Linked DNA regions of Mus musculus: regions 2, 3, 4 and 5 are each linked to region 1. The links are chromatin loops, found by intact Hi-C in ENCODE. Cell type or tissue: heart. All regions are shown on one strand.

The links. Peaks named below come from ENCODE experiments on the same cell type or tissue, not always from the same donor. Only the 100,000 strongest peaks of a DNase experiment are listed, where the experiment ranks them.
Region 2: it touches region 1 in a loop (5-fold over the local background); 19 of 42 quality-filtered maps call a loop at or near these places.
Region 3: it touches region 1 in a loop (2.0-fold over the local background); 5 of 42 quality-filtered maps call a loop at or near these places.
Region 4: a loop joins it to region 1, with 2.4 times the contacts of the local background. A loop is called at or near these places in 5 of 42 quality-filtered maps.
Region 5: it touches region 1 in a loop (2.4-fold over the local background); 6 of 42 quality-filtered maps call a loop at or near these places.

Annotation. Positions count from the first base shown.
Region 1 is chr2:166,106,237-166,111,236 of GRCm38, reverse strand. The region is part of intron 3 of Sulf2 (sulfatase 2); the gene reads left to right. Among named protein-coding and RNA genes, the nearest start is that of Gm52534, 11 kb to the left of the region's middle. In heart, a CTCF peak has its summit at 2,734 (motif pointing left); a DNase peak (open chromatin) is centred at 2,726; H3K27ac peaks cover 2,236 bases.
Region 2 is chr2:166,437,736-166,442,735 of GRCm38, reverse strand. No RefSeq gene overlaps it. Among named protein-coding and RNA genes, the nearest start is that of 5031425F14Rik, 7.2 kb to the left of the region's middle. RefSeq lists an enhancer at 1-2,116. In heart, a CTCF peak has its summit at 2,102 (motif pointing right); no DNase peak of the experiment used is centred here; H3K27ac peaks cover 813 bases.
Region 3 is chr2:166,345,374-166,350,373 of GRCm38, reverse strand. No RefSeq gene overlaps it. Among named protein-coding and RNA genes, the nearest start is that of Gm14268, 42 kb to the left of the region's middle. In heart, no CTCF peak of the experiment used is centred here; no DNase peak of the experiment used is centred here; H3K27ac peaks cover 3,006 bases.
Region 4 is chr2:166,336,524-166,341,523 of GRCm38, reverse strand. No RefSeq gene overlaps it. Among named protein-coding and RNA genes, the nearest start is that of Gm14268, 51 kb to the left of the region's middle. In heart, CTCF peaks have their summits at 1,871 (motif pointing right) and 2,546; DNase peaks (open chromatin) are centred at 2,873 and 3,589; H3K27ac peaks cover 2,180 bases.
Region 5 is chr2:166,783,891-166,788,890 of GRCm38, reverse strand. No RefSeq gene overlaps it. Among named protein-coding and RNA genes, the nearest start is that of Trp53rkb, 7.4 kb to the left of the region's middle. In heart, CTCF peaks have their summits at 2,132 and 4,302 (motif pointing right); a DNase peak (open chromatin) is centred at 2,080; H3K4me3 peaks cover 1,637 bases; H3K27ac peaks cover 1,148 bases; H3K27me3 peaks cover 823 bases.

The sequences.
Region 1 (5,000 bases):
GTAGGTGCTTGGTTGGGTTCACACAGCTTGGCCCACAGTAGGTCCTTGGTTGGGTTCACACAGCTTGGCCCACAGTAGGTGCTTGGATGGGTTCACACATCAGCCCCCATCACTTCCTCTCCCGGCATGGGCTGCTTCTCCGTTATCTCTCTGCTTACACAGGGGAGACTCCGGCTGTCCTGGATGCTTTTCTGGACCCTGGTGCAGCTGTCCCCACCTTCACAATGGCAGCCTTCTCTGCCCTTGGCCTTCCTCCTGCCTGTCTGCTGCCGGCTTCCTTTCCCCGGAGTGCACACAGGGACACACTTGAGTGTGCACACACAGCTCTCTTCTTCACGGTCCAGCTGCCCCTTGTGTGCCCACCCACCCACACATGACCCTTATGGCCTGTGGCTGCAGAGTCCCCATCTGCCCCCCGAGTCTTGGAACCTCCCCTGAAGGACTTACCTCTCGGCATGGGGGTCTGTCTGGGCCTTGCCTGGGTCATATAGCCCACTGAAGGTCCAGCTTCTCCTGCCACATCTGTCTCTCAGATCCGGCTCATTGTCCTTTAGTTAAGTCAAGCATGGCGGCACACCCATGCTCTCAGCCCACAGGCGTAGTGGAGGGAGGACCAGTTGTTCAGACTCACCCTCATCTGCGTAGAAAGTCTGAGGCTAGCCTCGGCTACCTGAGACCGTTTGACACTGTGGTTCTCAACCTTTCATACACTGTGACATTCTAATACAGTTCCTCATGCCGTGGTGACCCCCAACCATAAAATTATTTTGTTGCTATTTCATAACTGTGATTTTGCTACTGTTAGGGATTGTCATGTAAATATTTGGGAGGTAAAGGTTTGGTAAAGGGGTCTCAACCTATACATGGGTTGGGAGACCCTCTGATCTAAAACAAAATGGCTCCGGTAGTTAGGAGCGGTTGACACTCTTGCAAAGGGACTGGCTTTGGGTCTCAGCACTCACCGGGTGGCTCATAATCCCCTGTGACTCCAGTTCCAGAGAATCCAGGGCCCTCTCTGGCTCCATGTGCACCAAGCATCCATGCAGTGCACGTCTATACATATAGATCACAGATGCACATAAAATTAATCTTTTTTTAAGTCCCCAAATCTCCTTAAGCCCTTAGTCTCTAGCCTTTCAATGCTTTTAAGATTTACATAAGTGAGTCACCCAGGCCCTCGCTCTAACATTACTTGTGACTGTGAGCTGGGACGCTTCCCTGATGCTCAGTTTCCCTTCTCTACAGCAGTGTTACGATGTGGATAAGTTGCCCAGTGCCCATAATATGCATCACCCCAAGGACGGTGTGACCAGGTCCCACAAATTCATGCAGTGAAAGTCCTTGGGAGGGAGAGGAAGCGTGGGGGCTGGGAGACCGTTCTGTCTGCAGAGCCATCAATAAACGAGGAGTTTCTTCCCCGGGACCCACAGAAAAGGCCAGGCATGGCAGCTACTGCCTCTCACGAGCCCTGGAGAGACAGAGACAAGAGAGTCCTTGGGAATCACTAGCCGGCCAGCCTAGCCAGTTGGGGGGCTTCCGGTTCAGTAAGAGATGGCTTGAACACTAAGGTAGAGAGGCAAGCAAGATGCCTCAGCAGGTAAAGGTGCTTGCCGCCAAGCCTGATGAGATGGGCTGCAGAACCCACCCAGTAGAAAGAGAGAACCAACTCCTGCAAGTTGTCCTCTGGTCTCCACACATATGCTGCACCCACGCACCCCCACAAACACACACACATACACACACACAGATAAATAAATATATATTTTTAAAAAGTTACCAACTGTTGGAGAGGGGGGCTGGATGATTGAGGAAGATACTGGATATTCCTCCACACTCCCATGTACAAGTATCCTTACATACATGTACATACATGAATACATATGTATGCATGCACACGCCACACACAAATAAGGAAAAGTGGAGTAAGCATAGGTGTGTGTCCTCAGTCCCCTGAGGATGAGGTATGGGGGTGGGGAGGTCCAGGTGTCCGTCTGATCCCTGACTGTCCCTCAGCCTCGCTCAGCCACACACAGGTTCCCGAGAACTGCAGAGACCCAGAGCCACAACCCAGGAGCTTAAAGCAGGAGGTGCTTCTCCTCTGACATCCCAAATCGGCTGTCCCCAGGGGACTTCTGTTCCAGCCTCCTCAGCTCTCCATATCCCAGGCTCCCCAGGCTCTGCCTCTCTCTCCTCGTGGCTCTCAGATCCAGGCATCTGTGTCCAGATTTCCCCGTTGACAGCACTGGCCTGCAGTTCCCCCTGACCCGATCGATGTAAGCTTCTTTTAACTTCTTTTAACTTGATCACAGAAGCTAGGGCTCAGATAAGGTCACACACTGTGCAGGTACCAGGATCAGAGTGGGTATCTGGAGAGTCACGATATGGCTCATGTGTTCAACCCCCCACCTGTCACTGTCCTCCCTTCCAGAGCCACCCTCAGGCCTGACTTCAGTAGACATGGGACAGAAGAAAGGCTTCAGTGCCCAAAACCTCATGTTTTGTTTGATGTTTGAAACAAGGTCTTCTTAGGTAACCAGGCGGCCCTTGAACTTGCAATGCCCCTGCTAGTACCTCCCCAGTGCTGGGACCACAGCTCCATGCCTGCCTACTGGGTTTTAACTCTGCAAACAGGAGGCTAACTCACACCAACTCATGGGAGGGAGGGCCTCTTAGGCTTCAGACCACTTAATTGCAAGCCTTTTTCTCAAGGAAGCACAGCGCCCCCTATGGGCCAAATCCATGAACACAGTGATACAGGATGCTGGCTGTATCCTGAATGAAGCAAGGGACTTTGGTGGACGCTCTGCAGTCCACATGCCTTCTACACTACCCTCCAAGTCATTCGTGTGTGGGGGGATTATTTTATGCTTATTGTTCTGAGTATTGAATCTGAGTCTATTTTCTATATAAATAAGGAAGGGGTTTTTTTTGTTGTTGTTGTGGGTGGTGGTTGGTTGGTTTTAGGTTTTTGGCAGTTATAAATGTGCTCAGTTTCCTAGCATTAGATCTGACAGGAAAGCTGTTATAATTGAATGTGAAACTTTTCCAAGAGATTCCTTATTTCTGAAAATTCTGTCCCTGATGGCAGGGGCAACCAGTATTTGAATTGCAAATACCAAGCGCCCACCAGCCTGCGCTGGGAACCAGCAGCCTCCCAGGGAATCTGTCTCCTTGCTGGCACCTGACTGCCACCTCATGTCTCCTTGACGGATGTGCCAGAGACGTTTCCGGTTGAAGCCTCCCTTTGTTATAAATCTCCCAGCTTTTATTTTTCTTGAAGATTGCTGTTCTAATGTTCTTTCAACTTTGGGAGATGACTGGCATAGGAAATTATTTTTCGACTGTGAATTCCTTTTGGGAGGAAATACGGCAAACTCATTATTATAGGAAAGGGCCATTGGTGAGATACCTCTGAGAGCAGCTCCGAGGGGTCTGATATGTCACGCTCCCTGAGGTAATGGGAATTTCCTATAGTTGATGGATCCTCCAGTCCTGCTGTAAAGGCTGCTGTGGATTGTCTGCCCCTCTGCCCCACCCTTCTGCACGTCTGCAGTTGAGAGGGCAGAGGGCTGGGAAGATGGCTTAGTGGGGAAGCCAACAAGGACCAGGCCCGATCCCCAGCATCCTGGTAAAAGGCGGGGTACGAATGCCCATCTGTAACCCAGTCTCCAAAGAAGATGAAATCCCTGGAACAAGCTGGTAGAACTGGTGAAGTCGGGGTTCATGTGGGAGACCCTACCTCAGCATATAAGGTGGAGAATAATCCAAAAAGATATCTGACATTAGCCTATGCTAATGCTCACACACACACACACACACACACACACACACACACACCAAAGGGATGCACACACACACACAGCCCACACCACACACACTCACCACACACACACACACACACACACACACAGGAATGCACACACATACACATATACTCCATACCACACACACACACACCACCACACACAGACACTACACTACACACACACACTACCCCACGCCTGCACAATACACCACATACACACATAATACCACACACAAACACCACAGGCATACATACACACATTAAAAGGAAAGGGCCAACAGTATAGCTCAGTCGGGAGAGCACTCGCCCAGCACACAGGAAGCCATGGGTTTAATCCACATCACTTCATAAAGGTGTGGGGGTGCACACCTATAATCCAAGCATTGGAAAGCTGAGGCAGGTTTGAGAGTTCAAGGCCAGTTTGTCCTGATAGTGAATCAACAGGCCATAGAGCCTCTCCCTGATGCTAGCTAGCCTCCCTCCCAGCTAACGAGGTTTTCTGGAAATGAATGGACTCTGTCATTTGCTACAGCTGCCTGAGTCTGGCAGGGGAGGCTGAAGCCTGCATTCAGTTAGAAACTCAAGCAACCCCCTCCAGGTCCCCTGCACCCACTGCCCAGCCTTGGCCTGATGCCCTGGGGTCCTCTGCAACCCAAGCTCTCTCCATAGCAACAGTCCCACTCGGAACAAGCAGGTAGGAAAAAGGAGCCTAGAAAGGGCTCAGCCCTCAGTCCTTGTGAGCTGCCTGGCCCTTCTTTCCCCTGGTGACTAGCCAACCACCCCTACTCCCCAAAGAGGACAACAGGGGGTGCCTTGAAAAGCTGCACTCTGATTGAAACCCTCCCCTGGCTGTTCTGAGTTCCTGAGATAAACCCACAGCTCCTTCTATCGGGCTCACCTGTTCACGTCTCTCCTGCCTCTGGCTCTTCTGTTCCATTCATACGCGGGCCACTGACCCTCTCTGTGGTACGGTCATCCCTGCCCTGGCACCTTAGTACTTGCTTCTGTATAAAACACACTTCACCCACTCCCCTGCTGTGGAGAACTTTCCAGATCCATCCTCACTCTTCCCTGGGGAGTCAGTTACCACTCCCTACCCAGTCCCAGTTATACAAAGATGAGTACTTGAACACCTGCCAGGCAGAGACAGAAAACAGGCATCCACCACTGAAACCTAGTGGTGGTGGGGCTGGGG
Region 2 (5,000 bases), 330 kb before region 1:
CCCGCAGAAACATCAGATAGGTGGTTTCCAACAAAGTAGGAATATCACTGCAATCGGCCTCAAACGCTGTCTACTGACATTCTTAGCATTTGGGTTGGTGAAAGTTTGTTAGGAGTCCGGTGATACATTTCAAAATAACTTATCTAATAGTCACAAGGGTGTTAGGTCACACGCGGAGGCAGACAAGAAATGGCTACTTAGGCCTAAGATGGTCCAACATAACTTGGCTTCTGGATCTGCAACATTCCAACCTCACCACAGTTACTACATTCTAACCTGTCAATCAGCCTTGCAGAATGGCCAGCGTGGCTGTGGCTCATTTCTGGGGACTTCAGTTCACACAGTTCTAAAGAGCTATGCTGACTCTCCAGCTACATGGCCCTGGCAGAGGGTTGGGTCACACTTATCATGTTGGAAATATTTTATCCAGAGTGCCTGAAGGCACCTGCATGGCAGAATGGGCATGGCAATTGTGCTAGTCAAACTTGTCACCCCTGTGACAAAGTCTGAGAGGAGTGGTTTAGAAGGAGAAGGGTCTCTCTAGCCAGTTTCAGTCTATGGTTAGTTAGTGCCATAGTTACGGGTCTGACGTGGTGGAGGATGCTTATGTCGCAGCTGACAGAAGGCAGACAGGGTGACAAGAGACATGCCCTTCTCAGCCATGACTCCCTCAGTGGCCTGCTTTCTTCAATCAGCCCTACCTTCTGGTAAGGGTTAGGGTTGGGGATTAGGGGTTAGGGTTTGTTAGGGTTAGGGGTTAGGTTAGGGTTAGGGTTAGGGGATTAGGGGTTAGTGTTAGGGTTTAGGGTTTAGGGTTTAGGGTTTAGGGTTAGGGTTTAGGGTTAGGGTTAGGGTTAGGGTTTAGGGTTTAGGGTTAGGGTTAGCACAGTAGTTCATCAGGTTGGGCGACATCAATACATCCCCCCACTGATTGGATCAGAGCCCTTATGATCCAATTGCTTGCCCAAAGCCCTATCTCTGAGCACTGTACTGGGGACCAAGATGGCAACAAGATGGCCTTTAGAGGACATCTCATGTTCAAACCACATTATTGTCACTCTTCCGTCATGGGTTACCAGTGGGACCATTTAATGTATGGGATCCTAGTTATCTTTTAAATATACATGGTTTTGATGAAAATATGTTTTTTTTTTTCTCTTGGCATGTGCATATGTGTGGTGTACATGTGTGTGTGTATATGCATGTTCTCATGAGCATGGGCACACGTATGTTCAGGTCCATGTGCACATGTGTGCACATGCATTAGGTATCCTCCACAACTCTCAATCATAGGCAGGGCTGCTCACTGAGTTGGGAGTTCTCTGATTGGGCTAGTCTGGCCTGCCAGCCCGCTCCAGGAATCTCCTGTCTTGGTCCTGTATGTGTTTGGATAACAGGCAGCTGCCACGTCTACTCAGGTTTTGGGTAGGTTTTTTAGGACCCAAATTCTAGCCTTCACGCTTGTGTGGCCAGCGCCTATCCATGGAGCCATCTCTATCGTATGCCCCAGTAACATACAAGAGATAAAGCTTTCACTGTCGTTAAGGGGAAAAATTAAAAAACATGGGTGATTATTCTATGCTGATAGGACCATGAGGAACTATACATTCCCGACAATTGCCTCTGGAAGCCAAATTGTGCTACACCATCAGCGGCCATCCCTGTGAAGTGACAAACGCTCTTGGTCTCTGTGCCAGCACTCTGGCGCCTGTGTCTTTCTCCTGTGGGTCCCCGAATCTAGATACTGATGACTGAGTTCATACATCACAGCTTTGTTGGTGGGAACCATCGACAGAAACAATATGAACATCCCTCTGCGGGTGGCTGATTAAAAATAAAGCCCGAACCAAATAAAGACAGTGGGGTATGGGCATCCTGAGGGAGCCTGAAATGGATAAAGTACAGATAGGAGGTGGTTCTATTATTGTTGCATGTAAGCAAAGTGCCACGTGACATCAAGATGGGAAGCCGCTCATCGTGTTTTCATTGGATGTAGGTGAAGTTAAGGCTTACAGCAAGGCGAAAGTGATGCTGCCCATTCTGTTTGTATTCGCAGGAGAAAGTAATGAGGGATACACTGGAAAACTAAAAAAGTGACCTATAGGGGGCAGCAGAGTGCTGGGGTCAGAGTAGCCTATTCAGTGGTCTTTTTATTCTATCTCTTTAATAAAGATTTGTTTTCTATCTGTGTGTATGCACACCTGACTTTGGGTGCCAGCACATGCCTGAAAGGAGCATTGGACCCCTGGAGCTGGGGACCCCTGGAGCTGGAGTTGTAGTGGTGGTGAGTCTCCTGCTGTGGGCGCTGGGAACTGAACTTTAGTCCTCTGCAGGAGCAGTGAGTGCTCTCTCCAGCACCAAATGTCTCACTTTTAGATCCCTGCCTTTGTTTTTGTTTTGTTTTGCTTTGCCTCAGTCCGGTGTAGCTCAGGCTGTTTGCAAATTCGCTACATAATAGAGGATGACCTCAGATTCCTCTCATCCTCCTGCCTCCACTTCCCAACTACAGGAACTACAAGTGAGTGTCCCTGCTCACAGTTTGTACAGTGCTGGGACGTCCCATGCACAGTGTTTGTTCATGCCCTGCTCTGCTCCGCAAGCACTCTACCAACTGAGCTCTCGCTGAGCGTTAAGCTGTCTGAATGGCTTGCCAAGCAAACACTTTGTAACCAACTGTCTCTTTCAAGTTGAGTTATGTTAGGGTCAAACAGTATTTGAAGTCTGTGGAGGTCGGTGCTGGGGGAAGGCCTTGTGGTTTTGCCAATCAGGATACAAAGGACACAGTGACCACCCTTAGCCCCTGGTGATGCCTGCTGCTGACCTCTTGATTGGATTCAGAACACCACCCAGGCAGCCTTGGAGAGGCAAGGGCCAGCCGGCTTAGATCTCGCTGTGCTTCACCGAGACCCCAGAGATAATGGCAGGTTCACGGCTCTGTTTTAGAAAGATGGCTGCTGAGCTGAGCCAGCCACTGATCCCGCACCAGCAGATCTGAGCTGGAGTGGAGATGGTGGGAAGGATAGAGGGGAGGGGAGCCTCCTCTGTGCTCCGTCTTTCTGTCCTCGGCTGCTTTCTGTGACTGGGTCCATAGAAGACGCACTTTCATCTCTGAGCTGGAAAACTGAGTCTAATAGGAGAGAGACAGCAACATAAGCACTGAATAATGACAGCCAGGAGCACACGCAGCGCTGAGAGTCTCCGGTCTGCTGTGGGGACCAAGGAGGTCAAGCTCATTCCCCTGCCCAGCATTTGGACATCACTGTCTTTTTACTGAGTGAGGGCAAGTTCAATATGAGGTCTCTATTCAAAGGGGCAGCTGAACAGGTAGCTCCATCCCTGGGTCTCTTAGCATCTTGTGCTGCCATCGTACATCCTGGTATTTGTTATTTTGTACTAAGACCCCAGCTCCCTGAACATGCTGGAGCACACTCCACCTGTTTGGCCCCCAGACTGCAGGGCGAGGGCACACTCTCATCTGGACTAGGCGTGTCAGTGTATGTCTGCTTGCCTCCCTAACCACTAGGCTTACCTCTGTGTGTGTGTGTGTGTGTGTGTTTCCAGGGATGGAGTCCTAACTTTCCCACGTGCTAAGCAGGTGGTCCAGTTTGAGCAATAGACTGTCCACTCGTGCATAAGCTGTAGATGTGGGTCAGCGATGGCAGAAGACGTGTGTTGTGAGGTTCTTTGTGACCTCCTAGCACCTTTATCAATAGGACGGCCAAGGAGGTGGCTCATTCAATAAAGTACTTGCTTTACAAGAACGAGGAACTGAATTCAGCTCCACAGCACCCACTCCAAAAGCTGTATGTGGTTGCCCATGGCTACAGGGAGGGGTAGGGGAGGGCAGAGACAGGCAGATCCTAGGAGAGCACTGGCCAAACAGCCTAGCTAAACTGGCAAGCTCCGTGTCAAATGAGAGACCTTGTTTCATAAATATGGTGAAAACAATTGGGGAAAGACCAGATGCCGACCTCCGATCTCCACAGGCATGGACACACGTGTGTGCATGTAAGACCACTCCCCAGAGTGTTCTAGAATACATTCCTTTAGGACTGAACAAGGCTCCCGTGTGTCTCACCATATCACCTTTGCCCGACTGCAGATGCAAATCTCAATTCTAATGAGTCTTAAGAGTCTGATTGTGCGAGGCTGCAGGGCTCCTTACAAATGCAGGCACTTCAAGGTGATCTCAGGGCTGACTGGCATCAATCTTAGGAAAATAATGAAACCTTCCTGGTGTAGCACAGATGCTTATAGGCTTCTCAGCGGGAGCAACAAATAAAAAGATATTTATTCAAAAATTTGATGGTCCAGAAGGCTTCTGGGATGAGCGCGCTCTAGTTAGCGACTTCCTGGAGGATCTGTTAGCACGGAGAAATGGAAATGACAACGTGGGAACTTGATGTCTTCCATGCAAATGAGAACAGAGCAGAAATATCTGTTAACTCTGCTACTTGGGGGGAGGGGGACAGCTGGAAAGAGGACAGATAGACACACAACGTTTACGATAAGGGAGACAGATGTGAGGTTTCTTAAGGCTTGTTTGGGTTCAGAGAGGGGCAGACACCTGCCCATGAGCTCACAACATGGAAGACAAAGACCGGGTGCCAGACCAGCTGGCCCAGCTTCTCAGTGCTCCTTAGTCCCTGTGCTGTCCCTGGAGGAGCTTGGGTGAGAGGTATCAACAGCATTCAACTCCATTAAAATTTTTTAAGTAATTTTTTCTTTATTTTTTGACAGTTCATTCATGGACTCATTGATCGTATATCATAGCCACCCACAGATTCCCTCTCACTTCGGCTGGATACCCCTCAACATGTCCTATCCTTAAGTGAAAGGAGATGGGCTGTAACATGTAGGCAGCTGGGCGCCTAAAAGATGGCGCCGTAAACAACGCCACTGCGCAGGCGCTAGCCCGAATCTGGCGCCAACATCTCCGGAGCGGGTGCATGTAAATTAAAGTGCCAGCAGACTGACCAATCCCAGGAGGACACATAGCT
Region 3 (5,000 bases), 240 kb before region 1:
CAGCAGGGTGGGAGGTGACCTCAGGTATCTGGCTGTTAGAGACATCTCTGCTCTGAGCCAAAGGGCATCTAAAATGTTGAAGCCCAGAGTGGGTCGTTCTGTTGATTCACCTTTCCCCTTCTCTCAGTGGCTGGCAGGAAACAGAGTGCTGTGCCAATCCAGGGGGATTCAGTGGCAGGTTTCCTGTCTTGCTCTACCTGTTGGAAATCCATTTCAGGCAACAAGGACTCTGTGTGTGTGTGTGTGTGTGTGTGGTGGGGGAGCCTGGGAAGAGGGGAGGCAAGCTTCTGATTGCTTCTAGAATTGCTTCAGGAAGATGAAGGCTCTTCAGAGCCCTAGCCCAGCCTGGGCTGGGACAGGAGCAGATATCAGTGGAAGAAAGGTAGAGTTTGTCCTCACAGTCATAGTGGACCCGTAGGAACCATTCGTATTCTGCATGGTTGAGACGGGGCCTTAAGAGGAGGGTAAGTCCTGTCCCGTGTGTGCCTGTTAGATAAAGGAAGGGAAGATCACTTAGTACTGTGTCCTCACAGGGAGGCTGTAGGCTAGACCACTGCTCTGGACTAGATGGAGTCTTTCAAGGAAGCAGCAGTTTTCAGGACTCTTCTGATTGCACGTGGTAGAAATTCAGATAAAACTAACTAAAAGATGAATTCTTAACAATGTGAAGGGAAGAAAAGAGGGAGGTGCGGCTTCAGGTGCAGCTGGATCCAGGAGGTAACCTTGGGCCTTGACAGGCTCGCTTCTGTTTCTTAGTTCTGGGTTGGCTCAGAAAAGAGGCAGAGGCAAGTCCAGGCACTGCCCCTGCCCTAGTGGCAACAGTAGCAGCCTTCTTAACCCTGCTAGCAACCATCCCGGGACAGGCAGCGATTAGGCAGGCTCAAGTCACGTGACCCCCTCCTTCCTCACCCCATGGTGGAGGGCAGACAGGAGTGGAGCAGGCCTGGGTCACATGGCTATCCCTGTGCCACCCAAAGAATGTGGTCTGAATAAAGGGAGACGTTATAGAAGTAAATTGGGTGGCACGGGGAATAGGAGGGGACAAACATACTGAACATGGGAAGGGGCCAGGGTCTGTGACACAGACCCAGGACCTCACTGCAGAATCCCCTGCTCCTGGGACAAGTGTTCTTCGGGCAACTCTTTTCTTGAGAAAGAAGTGTGGTTTGCATGCATTTATCGAAGCAAATACCTCATGACTCCACAGTGTTCATTAAAAAGAAGGATGTGTGGGTGCACGGGGCGGGGTCTGAACACTTCGCACCCTCATCTCTGTCTGCCGGAGGATCGCTGTACTTAGAAGACTCTAGTCCCAGCCGGCCACTGCTAATGCCTTATTTCTTGGGGCACTGTGCGGTCTGCTGTTGGAACTGATTGTGAGTAGAACGAGATCATTTTTTTATCAGCTTCCTCCACAGAAGCCTGTTTGCAGCCGGCCCAGACCTGGAAGGAAAACACCATTTAGCTTCTCTCCTCTAATCTTCGCCATGGGTCTCTAAATCACCAGATGTCGCTCAGCGCCACTCAGCCAGAAACGAGCAATGCTCCACAGTCATCCCTTCAGAGTTATGGTCCCTGTCACCTCCTGTTGATGGCTCCTTTAGGGTGAGAGGAAGCAAGGCTTGTAAGCCAGCAGCCTGGAGAGTGGCAGGCACTTGGGGGACCCTGCCGATACGTGACTATGCCCCTCTGGGACGGCTACTGCCCCACCAAATCACCCCTGGCTGCGCCCCTGTGTTCGTAAGTTAACTTATGACCTTCTCATGTTCCCTGGAGGTGACAGTAAGCCATCAATTCACAGCCTCCTGACATGTTCTGTGCGGCTGGTAAAAAATAAATGTCACCTGATATAATAACTGGGACTTTGCACATGAAAGTCTGGGCTTTACGCTGTCACAGACAGACAGACAGACAGACAGACGGCCTGCCAGCTTTTCAGGCAGATGATCTGCACTGTGCAGGTCTGTTTCTTCATCCATAAAGGGAGTGTGGAGGGCTGAGACAGGCCAGCTAGCTTTGTCTTAGCCACATGAGACCCAGTGAGCCTGTGCGAGGCTCAGAGAAGTCTCCTTTGTATCACTCTCTAGATCCTGGCTGGTATCTCAGGCTGAACTATATATAAAGTCGGCCCCAGGCCCTGTGACTGTAACCTGTGGCAATTACTTCCTCTGCATTGAGATATGTCCCTTGCTTCCTGGAAAGAACTTTGCTAGGATCCAGGAAGCAAAGGAAACTTAAAGACCTGGGAAGCACCTGACCTTGGCATTCACAAGGCCTAGATGAATGGTGATAGTCTCCTGGGAGCAGGGGTCTCTCAGACCTTCCTAGTCACCAGCAAGCTGTGCAAGGAGCTCCAGGCACGCAGCGTTAGTGCCTTGCCCTTCCAGCCCCATGCTGGGGTGAGATGTTCAGTGATGTTCATCTTAGTCGCCCACACTCCTGCAAGGAACCCCGGTACACTCACTGGTACACTGGTACACTTGCCTTGGGTGGAATCCTGGAGTCTGTCATTGATGTCCACCTGGGTGAATGGGGTTTGAGTCTTATCTCCCATGTACAGGACCATGTCTGTGAAGTACGCAGATGTGAAGAGGCCAAGGGGTCCTGTTTCTGGATCAGCCTGGGACCCTCGCTCTAGCAGCCAGTGTCCCCATGAGTCACAGAGAAGGCAGACAGGCAGAGGAGGAGACTACAAGGTGCAAAGCCTGGACTGGAACAGGCGAGACCACTCGGCTCCCTCCAACTCTCGCTGGAGAGATGGTGTCCGCTCAGATGTTATCTTGACAAGTCCTATCCGGGAACTAGACCCATTCTAATGAGCGTCCAGGAATTTAGTGTTGTCTTTAACTAACAAAACAAAAAAAATGATCAAGAAATGGTAGAGTCTCTCACCCAAAGGAAAAGCTATTACAAGAATTTATCTCACAGGGGTTTTTAGAAAGGAGAATGAAACAGGAGACTCAGTCTCCACACACGCCGCCCACCCCCCAGCAGCCCTGCTGGCTCAGACATTATCATTCTCTCCTGTCCCTGAAGTCTCAATGGTTCTCTTCACTACCGTTGCTCTCCAGCTGGAAGCATAGTACTGGGCGTGCTCTGGTGTCTGAGGAAAACTCTGTCTCCTCTAATCCTATCCTTACTTCCATCTTTCTCTCTCTCTCTCTCTCTCTCTCTCTCTCTCTCTCTCTCTCTCTCTCTCTTTGCCTCAGACCCTAGAGTCTTGTGACTTCTGGATAGCAAAGGGCAGGGGGACAGTGTAGAGAAGGCAAGCCATTCAGAATGCCAGCCTGACCCAGCTGGCGTTGGTGACTCGGGTGTCCCCTCTCCAACCACATCAGGAAGATGTGAAGGGAACAGAGGCCCAGGGGTAATCAGAGTTGGAATGGGGGCTTGATTACCTGCCCGGGGAATAGTGATTTATGGGTGATTCTCTCTCCTCCAAGGTTGGATGGGAGCTAATTTCCCGGCAGTCTTAAATCATGCCCCCCCCCCCCGCCACCCCCTTCCTGCACATGCCGCAAGGAAACTCAGGGGCTGTCATGTGCCTCGTGTAACCAACGACTTGATTAAAATGAGGGTGTTGAGGAGCTGTGCCCACCTCCCTGCCAAGGCGGGGGCTCAGCAGGAGCTGGCAGCGTCATTTATCCCTGGGATAGTGGCAGCCCACACACGGCTCGCTTAACTTCATGTTTGGCTGCTGATGGGTCTTCATTTATAGATAATATAAACAGGTTGACAGGGCCCTAATTAACTGATTTGTGGTCCCCTGGGAACAAATGGTTATTAATATTCATCAGCATTTGTCACACGTAGGCAGATGCCTGGCCCCGACATGATCATAATACGTCCCCTCCGCTGTGTGCACCAGAATTCCTGATTTGTCTCTGGCCTGTGGACTCCAGAGAGCATCAACAGCCGCTAATGGCCCCGCTCCAGGAGACTGCCTCTCCTTGAAGGTCTTGATGGTAGCATTAATGCATGATTTGCCCATTATAACTGGTCAGATTTCCCATCATCCTCTTCTCTCCCTGGGTGTCCTTGGCTCTGCTTTCCTCCCACACCTCCCTTGAATCTCTTCGCAGACAAACCTAGAATTTCCTCCTCCAGGAAGTCTTCTGGGACTGATCACTGCTGTCTCTCTAGATGGCATTATTCTTATCTGTTTGGGGTTTTACTAATTTGAGGGTGTGCTAATTGACTGTTTCGTTTTGTTTTATCCAACAATTCTCTGCCTCACGAACTTTTTTGAAAATTAGGATGAAATATATTTCTTCCTTTGGAAGCAGAGTCAGTTGAGGGTAGGAAATTAAATAACCCCCCACTCAGCGATGGTAGTAGCTGAGGGCCCTTTGAGGAGCTTATGAGCCACTTACCGACTCACCTCAGCTCCATGAGGCAGGTGTGTGAGGGCCATTGGGGCCCAGTGATGAAAGAGCAGAGGTCCAAGGGGGCATGGCCAGCTGGGTGATTGATGGCCTGGGAGCTCGGCCAGCCGGGTAATTGACGGGCTTGTAAGTGTTCCATGTTTGGTGGTCCCGAGCACTGACTCCTGTGCGCAGAGTTGTTTATTTATTGTGCAACTCTAGCAGATCTTCCTGTTATTTTCTATGTGTGCTCAGTCAGTGGTCTGTCTGTCGCAAGCCCTCTGTGCCCCTGATCCCCACCCCTGCTTGTGCTGCCCTGAGGAAAATAGAAGCCACCTCTCCCCAGGCTCTGAGACCTTGGGCAGGTCACCTGACACTTCTGAGCCAAAGGCTTTTTTCTAAGCTCCTGGTTCTCCACCAGAGAGACTTGTTTGTTTGTTTGTTTGTTTGTTTGTTGTTTTGCTTTGTTTCTCCTACCCAACCCAAGAGACTTCTGCCAAAGTCCTGAAATGTTATCACCCCAACTTAGGAGGGGAGGCTGTGGCTGCCATAGCCCACTGTCCCAGCAGACCAGCCTGTCACTGGGATACCCAGGCCCCAGGCCCCAGGCCCCAAACCAACTGTATTGCGGTAAAG
Region 4 (5,000 bases), 230 kb before region 1:
ACCCTCTTCTGGTCTCTATAGACACCACCATATATATATATGTGTGTGTGTGTATATATATATATACACATAGTACACAGACACGCATGCAAGGAGAACCCTCATACACACACACACACAAAAACCCTGAATCTTATTCATTTTTAATTGTGTAGGTTGTGTGTCTTTGTGTAGGTGTACATGTGAGCACAGGTACCCTCAGAGACCAGAAGAGGGCATCAGATCCTCTGGAGCTGGAAACACAGGCCAGTATGAGGTTCCTGAGTGGGTGCTGGGAACCAAACTCAGGCTTCCAGAGAACCAGAAGCACTCTTGACTCCCTGCCGCATCCCAGCCCCTGACCCTGAAACAGTATGCCTGTTGGTGTCTGGGTCCCCGCTTCCCCTTCTCCAGCCTCTGCCGACTGCTCTCCACTCTGTTTCTATGTGTGGCTGTTTTCACGGCACCAGGGAACGTGAACCGGGCAGTGTTTACTGTCACAAGCTTACTCTCAGTATCCGTGGTCTGTCATATGCTGCTGTGATCTGGTCTTGTTTTTTCTGGTGAATAGTTTTCTCCTGTCCGTACCACATGTGTATCCATCAGTGGACATTTGGGCTGTTTAATGAATGAGGGTGTGTTAAAACTTTTTGTGACCCAGATTTCAGGTTTTTTTTTTTTTTAAATAACCCAGAAGTGGAATAGCTGCTTCATATAAAGCTTCCAGGTTTTTTTTCATATTCAAACAATTTAATTCCCCAAAGAAGTAATTTTAGCTAAATACTTACACACATTTTTAGAATGTTGCAATTAAAAAGTACTGTTAAAGATTATAGATAGTATTAAAGTCAGACTTGAAAGACAAAGCCAGTACACTTCTTTGTTTTTTTCAGTAGAATATCTCTTGACAATTTCATACCTGTGAACAATGTGTAGTCCTCGTAACACATCTGCATAGTCTCCCCTCCTCCCCACCCCCAGGTACCCCCCTCCCCACACATCCGATTGGCACGCCATGCCCTCTCCTTTATTTATCTGTAAATGACTGAGTGTGGCGGGACTGCCTGAGATGTTGACTGATCCTGTTGCCTTGACCTTGTGCAGGATCCACCGTGAGATGTTGACTAATCATGTTGCTTTGACCTTGTGCAGGATCCACAGATGCTGTGAGATCACAAGAACAACGGCCACGCCATATCCAGAAGACAGCTTTCCAGAGCCCCTCTCCCATCCTCCAGCCCGTCATTCTTTCTGCCTCTCTTCTACAGTGTTCCTGAACCTTGGGCGGCGGGGTGAGATGTCCCATGTAGGACTGAGCATGCAGGAGGTGTTTATATTCAGCCACTCATGAATCTCAGCATTAATTGCTGGCCAGAAACTTCTCTGGCCAGGGCTGAGGGCATCACTGATTTAGGAAGATGAATTCCTGGAACGGCTGCATTGAGTTGAAAAGTGAAGTTCTGAGATCCCCGGGCCCCAGTACATCAGTTCCCAACCTGTGAGTTCTGATCCCCTTGGGGGTCGAATGACCCTTTCATGGGAGTCACACGTCAGATATCCTGCATATCAGATATTTACATCACAATTCCTAAAAGTAGTAAAATTACAGTTATGAGATAGCAACGAAAATAACTTTATGGCTGGGAGGCCACTACAACATAAAAAACTCTATTAAAGGTTCCGAGGATTAGGGAGGTTGAGAACCACTGTTCTAGTGGATTCCATGTCTGTGTCATCAGCCTCCATGCTCTGAAGCAGCTCTTGTAACCTCCTGGTCCACAGATAGAGCCTTCAGCTCTGAACTGTGATAATTCTATTTTTTTAAATGTATTTTTGATGTTATTTATATGAGTATTTGCTTATGTGTATGTACATGCAGCTCATATGTGCAGTTCCCAAGGCAGCCAGAAGAGGGCGTCAGGTCCCCCGGAATCGAAATTGCAGATGGTTGTGAGCAGTCCTGAGGCAGGTGCTGCGAATTGAACCTGGGTCCTCTAGAGGAAGAGGAGCGGATCTAACTCACTGCTGAGCCATCTCTCCAGCTCCTGATACTTCTGGTTATAATTGTTGTTTGCTTCCTTCCTCTAAATATTACATGACTGTGCCACCATCACTTGGGAGTAGAGATGGCCACGGCTGGGCGGCTTTGCTGACTGATAGAGCAGACCAGTATGATGCTGGTCAGGTCAACAGTAAGGACAACGGAGCTGCTGACACTCGGAAGCCGATGGGGAAGGAAGATCGCCCGATCCTTGGTAGGTCTTGGGTTTGTGGTTTGGGGGGAACCCTGGGGACGCTGAGACAGACTGTCCTTTTCAGTAAAAAGATTTTTAAAATATTTTATTTGTGACTTCATGCATCTGTGAGTGTATGCCACATGTGTGCAGGGCCCCTTCAGAATAAATATGCCCAACACACTGGAAGTAGAGGGAAATTAACTCCATACAGCAATGACTATAAATAAAAACCTCACACTTCATTAGCTGTCCGTGTGAAAAAGCAAAAGCTGTGTCTCTCAGACCATGCAAGGAGGGTGCTCAGCACTCAACACTGTTCTTTAACTGGGCACTAGGTGGCCGAGACAAAGCAAGAAGGCAAGAAAGAAGGACGGAAATCCAAGCAGAGAAAGACGCAGCAGAACTGTTTCTATCTGTTGATCCTGTCATCTACTGTATACAAACCTCTGAGGAAAGGGGGTGGGGTGGGGGGAGTCTGTTAGAACTAAGAAACAAACCAGCAAATCTGCAGATCACAAACGCAACAAGAGTCAGCTGCATTTGGTCATGAGCTGTCTGAAAAGGAAATTAGTAAACACTGTCACTTACGAGCGGAGAGCCCAGACGTGAGTCCACACATGGACCGTCAGCAGACTTCCCATGAAGCTGCCAAGTTCACACAACGGCAAAAGGCCGGTCCTGTCCAATGATATTGGGAAAGCCAGACCCCAGCACATTCTCTGAAGGGAGAATGTGGAGCCTGTGTTCACACACATGACAATCAGTTCCAACTGCATTGCAGACTTGCCAATGGGAAGCCAAACTTGTAAATTCAGAGAACACACAGGTTGGTCATTAGCCAGTAAGTAGCCTTGGCAATGGTGTGTGTGTGTGTATATGTGTGTGTGTGTGCATGTGTGTGTGTGTGTATTTTTTATATGACATAAACATGCAGGCAAACACAGCAAAAATAGACAGATGGGTTAGCATCAAACTAAAACTTCTGCATAGCCAAGAACAACATTTAAAGTAAAAGAGACAGCCTACCAAGCTGATGGAGTGTTTATTTATCTGATACAGGATCCATTTCTAAAACATGTAAGAAAGTTCTACAACCTAATATTAAAACCAAACCAAAACAAAACAAAAAAAAAAAACCTAATAACAGCTAAAACCACGCCCCCCCCCAAAAAAGAAAAAGAAATCAAACATGGAGGACCTGAGTAGGCCTTTCTCTGAAGAAGCCCCTCTCGTCAGCTGAAGCAGCCCTTGGGAAAGGTGTGTTCATGAGCCGGCACTTGTACGCCCTCACTCCCTTCATGGACCCTTTGTCCTGGGCATGCGCCCATCTGTGGGCCAGGACAGCACCACAAAGGGACGGAGCTGAGCAGGAGCAACTGCAGTCATCTCTGGTCTGGCCTGTTTGCAGCCAGAGGGCAAAGCCTTTGATGGAGGCTAGACAACAACAGGTTCCTGTCCTGTGAGCTAGCTGAGACTGTGAATTGGTCTCCGAGAGCCATGACGGCTGGATTTCCTGTCCTGGAACAAATTAACAGCAAAGAAGATGGGGGCGAGCAGTGCAGCAAACTCTGGGCTGCTGTTGTTTACCCCTGATTCTGTAAAGTCTAGATTTGAAGGTAGAAGTCCACTTCAAAAGAAAGAAAGAGAGGGGCGGGGAGGGAGGAAGGGGTAGGGGAGGGAGGAAGGAAAGAAGGGGGGGAATCTATTTCTTAGCAAAATTTTTTGGAGTTTCTTAGTTTCTCAGAGCAGGTACTGATATGACTTGCACTCCCTCCGAGTTCACCAGCCACACAGCATCTGCTGCTCCAGAGTCCACTGGGTGTTCTAATCAAAGATGCTCTCCGGGGGTAGATGGCAGCTGTGCTCTTCGGCCCCCAGGCTGGGGAATTTACTTAAAGCTGCAGGCTGTCTAGAGACCCCGATGGCTGTCTGGTTCTGCACGGGATACCAAGATCTTAGGAGTGGAGACCTGTTGGCCTTCTCCCTCTCCTCCCCTCTCTGTGCATGTGCATGGGTGTGGGTGGGCAGCCTCCAGAGCTGCCCCTGCCACATGTTTGCACACCGTGGTAGCGGCCCCCAAGTTGTCACTAGTCCCCTTCTCCACCCCGCACCTCTCTGTAGGCGTGCTGGGATTATACTGCATGCAACAGCATCGCATCAAGATGGGTTGTAGTAATCTCCTCTGGGTTGTGGTGATCTAAACAAGGGTCTGCGTGCACAGCAAGTGCTATCTTTACCCACCGAATCATCGTCAAGTCTCTCAGGGTCACACTTTCTTACCTGCTCACTTCTCAGCTATACCCAGGTACTGTGTGCCAGCTTGGATCTGAAATGTCCCTATAAGGCCTTGCTTGGGTCAAGGGTTTAGTCCCCGGGAGGATACGACTGAGAGGCGATAGAACCTTTAAAAGGTGGGGTCTATTTCAAGTCATTGGCAGGGGTGGAAGCTGTGGGACTCTGGTCTCTCAGAGCTTCCTTTGCTTCCTGGCCACCATACAGAGATCTGCTTACTCGTGAGGCACCTCTGCACTCAGGCCCAGAGACGCAGGCACCCCCGAACAAACAGGAGTTGAAAGTTCCAGAGCCGTGGGCCCAAATAAACCTGTCCTCTCACTCAGACAATTGTCCAGGGTGTGCCTTGCATTCACAGAAAGCTAACTAACACAGATACCGCATACATACATACATACATACATACATACATACATACATACTACAACAAACACTCTACACACCCACCCATGAGTGTGTAAATCAGTGAAGCAGGGTTAATGAGAGCCCTTA
Region 5 (5,000 bases), 680 kb before region 1:
CACCACCCCCAACTGGCCCTAAGGTAGCAAAGGTGGAATATAGATTTTAATAAGTAATAACTCAGGAGTTTTGGAGGGGAGGTGTTAGCAGTGTAGAAATTGGGGAGTGGCCTAACCATTAAGCTGATTGAGATGTTAAATATAAGGCTTTCTCTCTCTCTCTCTCTCTCTGTGTGTGTGTGTGTGTGTGTGTGTGTGTGTGTCTGTCTGTCTGTCTGTCTGTCTTTCTTTCGTTTGAGAATCCAAAGCATTGGGGCCGGTAGCGAGGAATGTGCGCAGCTGCCGCTGCCAGGGAGAGAGCCCATGTTAATCAACTACAGCTACAGTCCCCAGTTCAAGTAAATTGTGTAAATTAAACTCAAAGGTGCCTCCTACTTATAGCTGGTATTCCATGAACAGCACAAAAAAAATGGGGTGAGTGTGAAAATTCGTCCACTCTGATCAGTTTAGCAGAGGCTTGCTCATGCCCCTGGTGGAAGGAGGAGTTTTGAAATACACCTTAATTCTTTTTTTTTTTTTTTTTTTTTTTTTTTTTTGGTTTTTTCGAGACAGGGTTTCTCTGTGTAGCCCTTGCTGTCCTGGAGCTCACTTTGTAGACCAGGCTGGCCTCGAATTCAGAAATCCGCCTGCCTCTGCCTCCCGAGTGCTGGGATTAAAGGCGTGCACCACCACGCCGGGCATACACCTTAATTCTTTAACTTTTGACTCCACCTGTCCTGCTGGAATATTTGTCTGATACTTAGGTCCAAACTGATTGCCAAGAGACTGCTCTTTAGATGATTTGGCTTTTTCACACAAATGTGTTTTGAAATTATATTTTGACCCAGGTGTGGTGATACATGCCTTTATTATCAGCACTTTAATATCAGAGGCAGGTGGATAATCTGTGAGTTTCAAGGCCAGCTTGATCTATAGAGGGAGTTCCAGGATAGCCAGGGCTACACAAAGAGACTCTGTCTCTAAAAACAAACAAACAAAAATTAAGGTATATTTTATTTATATGTGTGTTTGGCAAATGTATAATTGTGTACCTCATGGGTGCCTGGTGCCAGTGAAGGTCAAATAAAGAAACAGTTATGAGTTCCCTGGTAGCAGAACTGGAGCTATGGACCACTGTGAGCCAACATATGGGCACTGGGAATCAAACCCTGGACCTCTGGAAGAATAACAAGTGCTCTTAACCACGGAGCCATCTCTCCATCACCTTCCATCTTGCTTTTTTGAGATAGGCTTTCTCACTGAACTTCAGTGAGCCCCAGGGATCATGTCATCTCTGCTTACTCCTAACCCCAAGGGCGCCTCCGTGACTGTTGGAGATCTGGACTCACTGAACCATGTCCCCAGCCCCCTTGCAGCAGCTTTTGCCTCTCTCTCTCTCTCTCTCTCTCTCTCTCTCTCTCTCTCTCTCTCTCTCTCTCTCTCTTACTCCCTCCCTCCTTCCCTCTCTCTCCCCCACTGGATTTGGCCCTATAAAGTTGTCAGATTCTTCTAGATTTAGGTTCCGATGCTACCATTCAGCTCTTCAGGTTTGACAGTCGGGAAAGGTAGTCACTGAGATTTCCCCAAATTCTCCCTATATCATGTTGCTCCTGTCGGGTTCTCTTCTTTTGTAATAGCTGAGACACTTTTTTGGGGGGGGGGGTGGCGGAGGCAAGAACACTACCTAGTGTTCTTCTGCTTTTCATCATGTCAGGAGACATGGGGTGACAGTTTGTGCCACTTCTGGCGGCACCAGTTTCCCCCACTGTATCGCAAGCTGTTCTCTGATGTAAACCGTGATACTTGGGGTCTGAATGCCTTGTGACCCAATGCCCTTTCAAACCAGTGACTTAGGGCTCCTGACCTCGGGCCTCAGTTTGCTCGTCTAAAAAGTATTGACGCTGCCGCCTCAGCTACTAGTCTTGAGAAACGGTGTTTGGCCCACAATGAACACGCCATAGATGTCAGGACTCCAGGATGGAGACAAGCATGGGGGGAAAACTATGCTCTCTTTAGCTCCGGGGAGGAGAAAGCCTCTTAGGCAGTGTGACCACGCCCCTGTCGCACGCACGGCCTCCTGGGACCCGTAGTGCTGGGCGTGGCCTTGGAACTACAAATCCCAGCGATCCCCCGCGTCGCCACTCAGCTCCTCAGAGCACTGGTGGCCCACCAAGATGCCCGGGCTTAGTCGGTGTCGGTATCCCGGACCGAGTCCGGGTCGATAGCCCGGAGGGAGCAGCTAGTTTCCTCTTGGGAGCCGCGCTGAGGAAGGTTTCGCGACCAGCAGGAACAGGAGGATGCAGGGGTTTGAGATCTGTGTGGGGTGGATGTGGGTTCTCCAGTGTGTACAGGCTTGATGTTGAGAGAGAGGTCTGTCCTCTGCGAGTGGATGCTGTGTCTGTGGTCTGTGCCAAGTGAATATGGAATGTGTGAAGTGGATGCAGGGTCTGTGGCGAGTGTTGGGTGAGTGCGCGGTGGATGCGGCGTATGGGGCGGAGGCGATGTGTGTGGTATGGAGACTTTGCGGAGGAAGAGTTTGAGGCAGGTGCGGGGTGGAAGCGAATCTGCATTTCTGTATGGAATGAGTGCAGGGTAGATTCGGGGTCTGCCCTGCATGCGTGGTGGGTACAGTTTCTGCCGTCAGGTATCACCTCTCACCGTGGTCTCTTTCATTCCCCAATCGTCAGTCTTGCTTCATTCGTTGATTCTATTTACAAGAGTTTTAAATGAATCGAGTCCGCACAGCCTGTGAGAGAAGCACAGGCCAGTGCTACTTCCTAGGCAGCTTGGTGGTAACTTTCTCTTTTGTCCTTTGGGTGAGAAAACTGATCGGAACAGCACCCTAACGACCATACCTGTTCTGTGCCAGGGCATGCTAACCACTCTGATAACTAATCAAGGAGTAAAAGACATCGGTGGTCATGGAAAAGAAGTTATCAGAAATTGGTGAGATGGCTAAGCAGGTAAAGGCGATTGCACCAAGCCTGGTCACCTGAGTTCCATCCCTGAGACTCAGATGGTGGAAGGAGGAGAAATGATAGATGCAAGTTGTCCCTAAGTGTCACCTCCCTGAGTAGATAAGTAAACGTAATTTAAAATATTTTAAAGTGCAAGACAGGGGCTGGAGAGATAGCTCAGTGGTTGAGAGCACATTCTGTTCTTCCAGAGGACCCGAGTTTCTAGCATCCACGTTGTGCCACTCACAATGGCTTGCAAACTCAGGTCCACAGGATTTGCTGCCTCAAATCTCCACAGCGCCTGCACTCATATGCACATACCTACACATAATACATACTTTAAAATAACAAAAATATGTCCTTTTTTTTTTAAATCACAAAGTCTCTGAAATGTTCTTTTTAAAAAAGAGTTCAGGTTTACTACACGGGAAGATTGAAGTCAGCTGGTGCTGGAGACCCTGTCAGCAAGCTGAGGTCCATCAATGGTCTTTGCTTCCTGACTGTGGTACTGTGATCAACCAGCTCAGCGCCCATTCCAGCTCTCATAGGCAGAGCTGATCTTTTTTTTCCCCTCTCCCTCTTGCTCCGGCCCGCCCGCCCGGCTTGCTCTGCACCACCCCACACCACCCCACCCCCGCCCTCATTCTGGCTTGCTCACTGGCAGAGCTGATCTCTCCCCCCCCCGCCCCCCTTTAACCCCCCTCCTCCGGCCAGCTTGCTCTGCACCCCCCCATGTCCCCTCGCTCCAGCCTGCTCTCTGGCAGAGCTGATCTTCCCTTCACCCTTGCTCCAGCCCGACTCGCCCGCCCCCGCCTCCCAGGCCCCCTTGCCCCCGCCTGCTCACTGGCAGGGCTGATCTTGCTGCCATGCTTTGCTCACTGGTGGGGTGCACACTTAAAATAAGCCTCGGGCGGCTTTCACACAGCAATGAAAACTATTGATACAAATTTGTGTTTTTTATTCTCCCCTCCCTTTTTGTTTTATTACTGTTCTTTCTACTTACCTTTACGCATGTATGTCTGTCTGTCTGTGTGTGTGTGTGTGTGTGTGTGTGTGTGTGTGTGTGTGTGTGTCAAGTGCCTGTGGAGGACAGAGATGCCAGATCCTCCTGGGACTGGGAGATGCCCGACAAGAGTGTGGGGAACAGAACTTAGGTCTTCTGGAAGAGCAGTATGCACTCTTAACTCTGGAGCCAGCTCTCTGGCCTCCACTTTCCTCCTTCCTGTATGTATCTGTCCTAAACTGAGTAAGAATTTCAGATAAATGACAACTACATTTGGTTAATACTAGTATGTGTTATGGTTTAGAAATACAATGTCGTCGTCGTCCCCCCCACAGACTCATGTGTTCTAACACTTAGTCTCCAGTTGGTGGCGCTGTCCTGAGAGGTTGTGGCACTCCTAGAACTGTGGCCTAGCTAATGGAAGTCAGTGTAGTACAGCCAAGCTCTGCTTCCCAATGCTCAAGGATCAGACTGGCCGCTCCCACCGTGCTGCTCTGCTGCTACACCCAACTGGGTGCTTCCCCACCATGGCAGACTGTATCCCTGAAACCATGTGCCAAAATAAATCTTTCCTCCCTTTAGATCCGCTCAGTGATTTGGTCACAGCCACAAAAAAACAACTAACACACTGCCCATGCAGTGATGGATATGTAGTTATCTAGAAATGGTTTGCTGTTTCCTGAAATTAAAATACAGCTAGCACTGTTCCCAGGCCCCTCTGTCCTGCAGCCACACTGCAGCTGAAAGACTCCGAGAGGAGCCCCTTGCTCAGGCCTCAGGACAATAGCGAACACCCAAGAACTCACGATAAAAAGCTTGATGTAAACCACATGAGGCTTTATTCGGGGAAAGCCAGAGCTCTGGGGCGACTCATATCCCACGCAGGGGTAGAGGAGTCGACCTCGAGGGGAAAGAGGTCCCAGTTTTTATAGGCCCTCAGGAGAGAAAGGGGGGGGGAGGAGGGGATTTCCAGATCTAAACAATGTCTATTCTCAAGAAATGGGTATGGGAGGGGTACAAGGAAAGAGTCTGGTGCAGGTGTAGCAACTCAGGATTGGCCG